3 separate regions of the Homo sapiens genome follow, and regions 2 and 3 are each linked to region 1. Evidence: chromatin loops called from intact Hi-C (ENCODE). Cell type or tissue: endothelial cell of umbilical vein. All regions are shown on one strand.

Region 1 (2,500 bases):
AAGCGATTCTTCTGTCTCAGCCTCCCTTGTAGCTGGGATTACAGGTGCCTGCCACCACGCCCGGCTAATTTTCGTATTTTTAGTAGAGACAGGGTATCACAATGTTGGCCAGGCCGGTCTCGAACTCCTGACCTCAGGTGATCCGCCCACCTCAGCCTCCCGAAGTACTGGGATTACAGGTATGAGCCACTGAGCCTGGCCTTAATTTTTTAACTTAAGTTAATTTTAGCTATGGTCGAAACGATCTTGTATTTCATTGTGTATTTATCAAAAAACATATATTGTCTATATAGTGTTTGGAAAACATTTGACAGGGATTAAAATCTTTTATATCTACCAGTATATTCTGAGAACTTGATACTTCGGCTTGAGGGAACCCTACTTATTGTTGGTAGATCCCAATATCATTACCAAAGAGGCATGCAACCTGGAAAAAGTAATCTAAAGTAGTCATAAGAAAGTATCTTCGGCCGGGCACGGCGGCTCACGCCTGTAATCCCAGCACTTTGGGAAGTCGAGGCGGGCGGATCACGAGGTCAGGAGATCGAGACCATCCTGGCTAACGCAGTGAAACCCCGTCTCTACTAAAACAATACAAAAAATTTAGCCGGGCTTGGTGGCGGGTGCCTGTAGTCCCTGCTACTCGGGTGGCTGAGGCAGGAGAATGGTGTGAACCCGGGAGGCGGAGCTTGCAGTGAGCCGAGATCGCGCCACTGCACTCCAGCCTGGGCGACAGAGCCAGACTCCGTCTCAAAAAAAAAAAAGTATCTTCACTGGAGAATTACTGTGAGAAATAGAAATAACTTTGCTCATGATAGCCTATTTGTGATTGTTCCTTAACATTCTTAATAAATGACTAAAAAGAGTTGCGATGTAACAGACCAGATTCTAATCCTGATTTTGTCAATACCTTGAACACATCATTTCATCTCTCCAGGTCTCCCCGCCCCGTTCCTGCCTAGAGCTAGGTGAGGAAGCTTGTGCCCTCTGACTCCAAGCCAACCTGAGTATTTAAGTCCCCGGCCTGTCGCATCTTGGGTGGGTTTAGGCCCATTCCGTATGTGGCCACTAGCTGGCAGGATTGCCACATGGTGTGCTTGGCCACTCCCCATCTGCACCTTCATCTTTTCCAGGAAGGATTCGCCCTCAGGCTGATTCTGGACCAAAACAAACAGAACATTCCACCTGGCAGCAGCCAAGTCCCCAGCACTATTGTGCCAAGGAGACTCTTTGATTTGCCTCAAGCCCAGAGAATAAACTACGATTCCAGGGGACAGCTGACTCCAGCCCATCTACCATGCTCCAGTAGAGACCTTCAGGTGACCCAGGTCAACACCAAGCCACCCTCTGGAGGATCTGATGCTGCCTCAGAAACAACACCTCATGCCTCATCAGATACTAATGGAAATGTGGGATACAGGCTTTTAATATGTGGCAATCACATTAATTTCTCTGATCCTCAATTTATTGCTTTGTAAAATGAGTGTGAGCTGGGTTTCTGAACTGTGTCTCCCAATGCTACAGGCAGTGTAGGATCCTGGGAAGAATATGGTGTTTTTGAACACAGATGTGCTTTTGTGTTTTTGTTTTTGTTTTTGTTTTGTTTTTTTGACAAAGTCGCTCTGTCACCAGGCTGGAGTTCAGTGGCGTGATCTCTGCTCACTGCAACCCCCGACTCCCTGGTTCAAGCGATTCTCCTGCCTCAGCTTCCTGAGTAGCTGGGATTACAGGCGTGTGCCACCACGCCCAGTTAATTTTTGTATTTTTAGTAGAGACGGGGTTTCACCATGTTGGCCAGGATGGTCTCGATCTCCCGACCTCGTGATCTGTCCGCCTCGGCCTCCCAAAGTGCTGGGATTACAGGCGTGAACCACCGCACCCGGCTGATGTGCTTTAAATCCCATCCTTGCCATTTATATGATTCTGATGGGTTCAGGACACATTACCCCAAGGTATAGCAGCTTGGTATCTGAGAAAACAGCAGAAGCAGGAAAGTCTCTCATTTTCTCCTCACCTTTCCCCAAAGCAGGTGATAAGATCCTCATTCCAGGGGTATCCTCCTAATGTCCAGAGAAAAGGAACTACTCTACCTCTGAAGAGATAGAGAATAATCTGAACAAACAGACCTTGTTAAGTTTCCCCAGTTTGTTACCATTACATCATACCCCCTTTGTCCGATACTTCACCACAACTGTCCATTTCTTCATCAAACTTAGTATAAAAATCTGTTTCCTTGTGTCTTTGGGTTTTCATTTCTGAAAGTTCCTGTGTCACATAAAACTTGTATTACATAAATTCGTATGCTTTTCACTGATTAACCTTTTATTATAGATACCTCAGCTATAAACTCTGGAGGTGCAAGAAAAGATTTCTTCTCCCCTACAAACCTGATCATGTTTTCTAAGATTTTTCTTTAGGAAAATGCAGCTATGAAATTTATTTCACAATGTTTTCTGAGGGTGAAAAGAAATCGAGTTAGTGAAAGAGGCACATAGAGTGC
Region 2 (2,500 bases), 580 kb after region 1:
GAAAACAAGCTACATCAACTAAACTTAACTTTCTATTTTTTTAGGCCTTGCCTCATTTTATTGTTAAGATTTAGGTAAGTGATATTGCCATCAGATAAGGAGAAAATTGTGTATTATTTTTACAAGGACTGAAAATATGCAAACAAACTATGTTTAGATAAATGCTCTCAATTGAGGTCACTTTATTTTGCTGTCTTTCAGTAAAGACTAGTATAGTTGGCACCTTTGTGCAGCCCAAGGAGGTCTGGAAGGAGGGTTGCATAACCTTCCCATGGGTGGAAAAGGAGGAGGAGGCAGAGTCTGAACTAGTGAGATGACCCAAACTGGTTACTGAGACTTGGTCAGGTAGGTGTGGAGAGCTGACCCGTGGCAGAGGAGTTTGTTCCCTTTCACAGGGCAGCGCAAGTGTTTCTTTCAATAGCTCCACCTCGGTATCTGTCTCCAGGCAATGGACAGTCCTAAGCGGGAGGAGCTCAGGCCCTGTCGTGCTGAACCCCTGTCAGTCTCATTAGAGATGGCACCATGTTCAAGAGGCCAAGAAGAGACCCAGAGCCAGCACACGTGACATGGGGTTTTACTGCAGGGGAGAGTCCAGTGGTGGCAGGCTGGACAAGATAACTGCATGGCCCAGCAGTTAAAGAGCCCTAAGGTTCAGGATCTTTCACTGGCAACATCCCATTCCAATGCCCTGTAGCTAATGTGATATTCCTAATTTTGTATGATTTTTCTAAAGAGGACCCCCAAAATTGTATAAGGCTTAGAACCCACAAAAACGATCTATCCATGGGTCAGGGACACACACACTCTGAGCCTTCTGCCTTGTATGGTTGCTAGGGTGCTAAAACTCACATTTGATTCTCCCTTGGGAATAGGCATTGCCTGTGTATGCCCCTTCTGTAGCTAGACCTGCATTCCCTAAGAGGACACCTAACCCTTTCCGTGAGGGGGAAGCGAGGCCCAGCGAGGAACTGCTGTCCAGGCATCTTCCTGACCACCAGATGCCATCCTCAGGGTAGAAAGGGCCCCGTTTGTGCAGGAAGGGAGGGCAGGCACTCAGACCTCCAGCAGCTTGCTTTGTGGTTTCTCAGAGGGAGGCCCTACAGAGGAGACCGGGTGGGAGGGAGCCCCGTGTGAGGCTTCACCTGGCTTCAGAATTTCCCCAGTGGAAAATTCTCCTGGAAAAAAAAAAAAAAAACACCAACATATATTCTTGAAAGTGTATCATCTTTGGCAAAACCATAGCTGTGATCTCAAGTTTGAGGAGAATGAGCTGGCCGGCCTTCAGGGTTGTGCTGATTAAGCCCTGCTTATGCTCCGCCGTAATCACATTCCCTCCCTCTTACTGTGCCGAAGGGCTGGGCTGCTTTGCTCATCAGCCGAAGTGAAATGTATTGAGAAGAAGCAGGAGCGCGGAAAGACCCCTTTGTATGTGAATATCTTTCTAGCACTGTGCGAAAATCAGGGTTTGAAAATAATTTCCCCTTTCGGTGAAATGCGAGCCAACTTCGCCCCCTAGAGGAGGACCAGAGAATTGTTTAAAATGAGCCCTCAAGGGCATTTTTATTGTTCTGATTGATAATTTGGAAAGATTGTCAGCCTGTAATTAGGTGGGACTTTGAAAGGGGCTTGTCTATGAGGGCATTGTTTAGGGGTGTGTGTGTGTGTGTGTGTGTGTGTGTGTGTGTGTGTGTGTGCGTGTGTGCCTTGTTTTGTTTGAGTTTTTGCCTTGAGATATTATTGTAAACTTAGGGTTGAATACTCTTATAGCTATAAAGAATAAAATGGTTTAAATGCCACCAGGCTTAAGGCTCACAGCTGTTACATTTATAGTGGACTTTTTTTTGGCCAGATTTTCACCACTACGTCTAGTTACAACAAATCATTGTTAGTCTTGAGTTTCCTTTCACTCCTTGGGGTTGTGGCAGACGTAAAGCCCACTAGAAAGCAGGAATTTTCAACCACAAACTGGATATGTATTAGAGATCCTAAATTATAGACTTTAGCTATGTCACCCACATTGAAATCTTTTTGATTTAGTCCTGCTAGTTTATTCGCATCGTTTCATTTACACCTGCTACTAACAACTGCCAGATTCAGTCACAGGTTGACTAGGTAGTAGTTATTTCACTACTGCTTCCTATACTTTTTGTGTATTTTTAAAAGAAAAATGCAAAACAGGCAGAAGAATAAGGGTTGAAATATACAAACCTTTCTATGTATTTCATCTTCTGTTAAAATATGATCTTGTTCTAACACCTTTGTTAAGCGTTTGTTGATTATTCAGCTGCTTTTAATTACCAAATCTGACCCAATTACTTAGCTTCTAATGTGTTCCCTTTATAAACAAAGCCTTTATAATAAAAATCTTATCTACCATCTTTTGTCTGTAGGTAAATATGTTTATCATCTTCATTGTTCTAGATCTTCATCCCTCAAGTGCAATATACAATCATAGTGTTTATATTAGTAATAATTTTAATGTTTTTTTTCTTTCTCTGCT
Region 3 (2,500 bases), 170 kb after region 1:
CATGGGCCTCAGTTTCCTCACTTTGAAATTGCCTGTGATGGTTTCCATCTGGCTGGCATCTGCATGGGTGAAAATGTCTACACATAGTAGGCAGTAAAAAATGTGAGCTCTTAGGAATCATTGTTTTATTTCTTTTAAAAATACTTCATTTATAAGAAAACATATTTCTGAGATCTTTTCAGCATCAGAAAATGGTGCCCGATTGCTCTTGGTGAGAACAACTTTGGAGGGAGAACAGGCCAGTAGGCCTCTTTGATGGAGATTCAGCCTAGAATGAGCTAGAAATAGAAATTAGTCCCACCTACAGGACATAAAGCTCATGGATGTAATGCCTTTTCCTTTTCCCAGTTGTCCCTCCATATAAGGGAGTTTGGGTTGATTAACTCAGCAGTTAGTAACACAGCCCTTATCTTACTCACACTCAGAAGAGGATGTGGAGTAGTGGAGGAGGTCACCAGGCCAACAGGCCCAACTTGCTTCCTACATGATAGGAACATCAATGGTCATAAACCATTTGATGAGATAGGAGAAGCCAAGGGCTGAGGGAGGAGATGGCATTCGGGGCAGGTGTGTGGAGTGATGCATGTAGAGACCAACGCAACAGTGCTAGCGTGACCCGAAAGGAAAGAGCAATGATTTTAAGGGAAAGGCTGAGGGTGATGGCTGGAGAAGAAGAGCAGAAAGGGAGTCCAGCTTAACACTCTTGTGTTGTGGGTGGCTTTTATTGAGGGAGGAGCAGCAGAGTTCTTCCGCAGCTCCACCAAGGGTCATGGTTTTCCATTATGCTTCCCATTCTCTCACACACACATATGCTTCATCCACCTTCTTTATAGTATTATGAATCTGTCCATTATCTGGAACCCCGGGTGGCAGTAGAATATTGTCCCACTGTCTCCTGGAGCCCAACTCGAGGAATGTCCTGGCTGATTGATCAAGGGAAGGACCTTATCTTTAAATAGAACCCCAAAGCTGAGTGCAATAATTCCCCACATAAGCCGTATGAAACAAATACTTCGTGTGAATAACACTGGCCTGACTCCAGCAATAACACAGCTGTTGAAACAGCTTAGTCACCAGGGCGATGGAGGTATGCAGTGAGGGAATGTTGGGGTGCCGTGATCTGACATTTAGCTGGCTGGCAGCAGCGCTGAGAGCCAACATGGAGCTGCGGGAGAGCTGCAGAGAGAATCTGCTACCCGTCCACAGGCATTATTCCCTTGTTTCTTTTGAAGCCCAACCGTAATCCCTTCCCTGGGCAAGGCAGACTGAGGAGGAAAACAGAAAACATTTTAGGACTGAAGGGAGGGAAAGAAATGGTTTGCTTCTTTTAGACACCTGGTTTCTGCCCCTTAATGATGCATGTTTATTTCCTGGATAACTTTTTTTTAAATGCCCCAGGCTAGGCAGAGTATAATTTAGATATGGCAAAGGGGGAAAAAACTCATTTATTTATCTTGCCTAGAAAAACGTCATGACTCTTCTTAGCTTACTTGTGTCCAGGGGATGTATGAAGAAGTCAGCAGGGAAAGTCCTGGCCCTGCTGCCTAATATTGCCTGAATCTCTGTAGCGGTTCATCTGCCAGAGCTCTTGTCTGAAGGACTCTGGGTAGATCTGGGCAAAATACTTAGCTGGTTTCGTCAGGATTTTGGGAGGACTAATAAACTGCCATGGAGCGACCCCATCCCTCTGCCAGCTCTTTGAAGAACTGACCTGTGTGTTTTTTCTTTATCCTGGACTCCCTCTGCACTGTTTGTTTTGGAAGTTGTTAAGTTAAATTAGCCATCCCTTTCCTTTCCTGGTTACTGTATGACAATGCAGCTGTCAGTCTGTGAACTCTGCCATCATCTATTTTTAGACACAGTGTGAATGAAGCTGTCTTCTCTAATTGCATTCAGAGAGAGAGAGAGAGAGAGAGGGGCACGCAGGTAGATTTTCACAACGATCAAATCAGCTATTCTAAATGCTCTGTGTACTGACAGTGTCCTGGAGAGAAAGCAAAGAAACCCACTGTGTGTTTTCCTCACTTGCTTTCAGGTTTGTTTTCTTTCCACATTGATGTTGATTATGGTCAAATAGGAAAGTGCTGTTGCCACATTTGCTTTCCAGTGTTTTAACACTTGCTAACTTAGATGGTTCTGAGTTCTCTAGCTTTGTTAGCGAAAGATTGGTTCATCATTGGGTTCAGATTCTTTGGTAAACAAATTCCTTAGAAAATATCCTCCTGGCAGTATTTTCCACAAGGTTAAATCGTCTTAAGCACACTGAGAACTGTGTTAGCAGTGGGCCTCAGTTTCCTTAGGATGTCTCTTTGTCTACCTGGCCCCCCATCCCAGTCCGTCTTCCGCACAGCTGCCAGAATCTCCTCCTTTGCTTTAACATCCTCTAAGCAAAATGCTGCAGCACTCAGGGCAAGCTTCTTCCCTTTGTCATTAGACCCTTCCTGTTCTCTAGCCTTCCCTGTTCCCTCCAGTCCCTCTCACATTCCCTGCCATATTGAAT

The links. Hi-C counts contacts between places; a loop is a spot of excess contacts. Peaks named below come from ENCODE experiments on the same cell type or tissue, not always from the same donor. Only the 100,000 strongest peaks of a DNase experiment are listed, where the experiment ranks them.
Region 2: a loop joins it to region 1, with 9 times the contacts of the local background. A loop is called at or near these places in 25 of 110 quality-filtered maps.
Region 3: a loop joins it to region 1, with 5 times the contacts of the local background. A loop is called at or near these places in 4 of 110 quality-filtered maps.

What each region holds. Positions count from the first base shown.
Region 1 is chr1:68,341,506-68,344,005 of GRCh38, reverse strand. No RefSeq gene overlaps it. Among named protein-coding and RNA genes, the nearest start is that of RPE65, 110 kb to the left of the region's middle. In endothelial cell of umbilical vein, a CTCF peak has its summit at 1,073 (motif pointing right); a DNase peak (open chromatin) is centred at 1,065.
Region 2 is chr1:67,765,301-67,767,800 of GRCh38, reverse strand. All of the region lies in intron 2 of GNG12 (G protein subunit gamma 12), which reads left to right. All of the region lies in intron 1 of LOC105378781 (a long non-coding RNA gene), which reads right to left. Among named protein-coding and RNA genes, the nearest start is that of GNG12-AS1, 66 kb to the left of the region's middle. In endothelial cell of umbilical vein, a CTCF peak has its summit at 1,505 (motif pointing left); a DNase peak (open chromatin) is centred at 1,450; H3K27ac peaks cover 1,277 bases.
Region 3 is chr1:68,172,828-68,175,327 of GRCh38, reverse strand. All of the region lies in intron 2 of WLS (Wnt ligand secretion mediator), which reads left to right. All of the region lies in intron 9 of GNG12-AS1 (GNG12, DIRAS3 and WLS antisense RNA 1), which reads right to left. Among named protein-coding and RNA genes, the nearest start is that of MIR1262, 9.5 kb to the left of the region's middle. In endothelial cell of umbilical vein, no CTCF peak of the experiment used is centred here; DNase peaks (open chromatin) are centred at 427, 1,047 and 1,687; H3K27ac peaks cover 2,500 bases.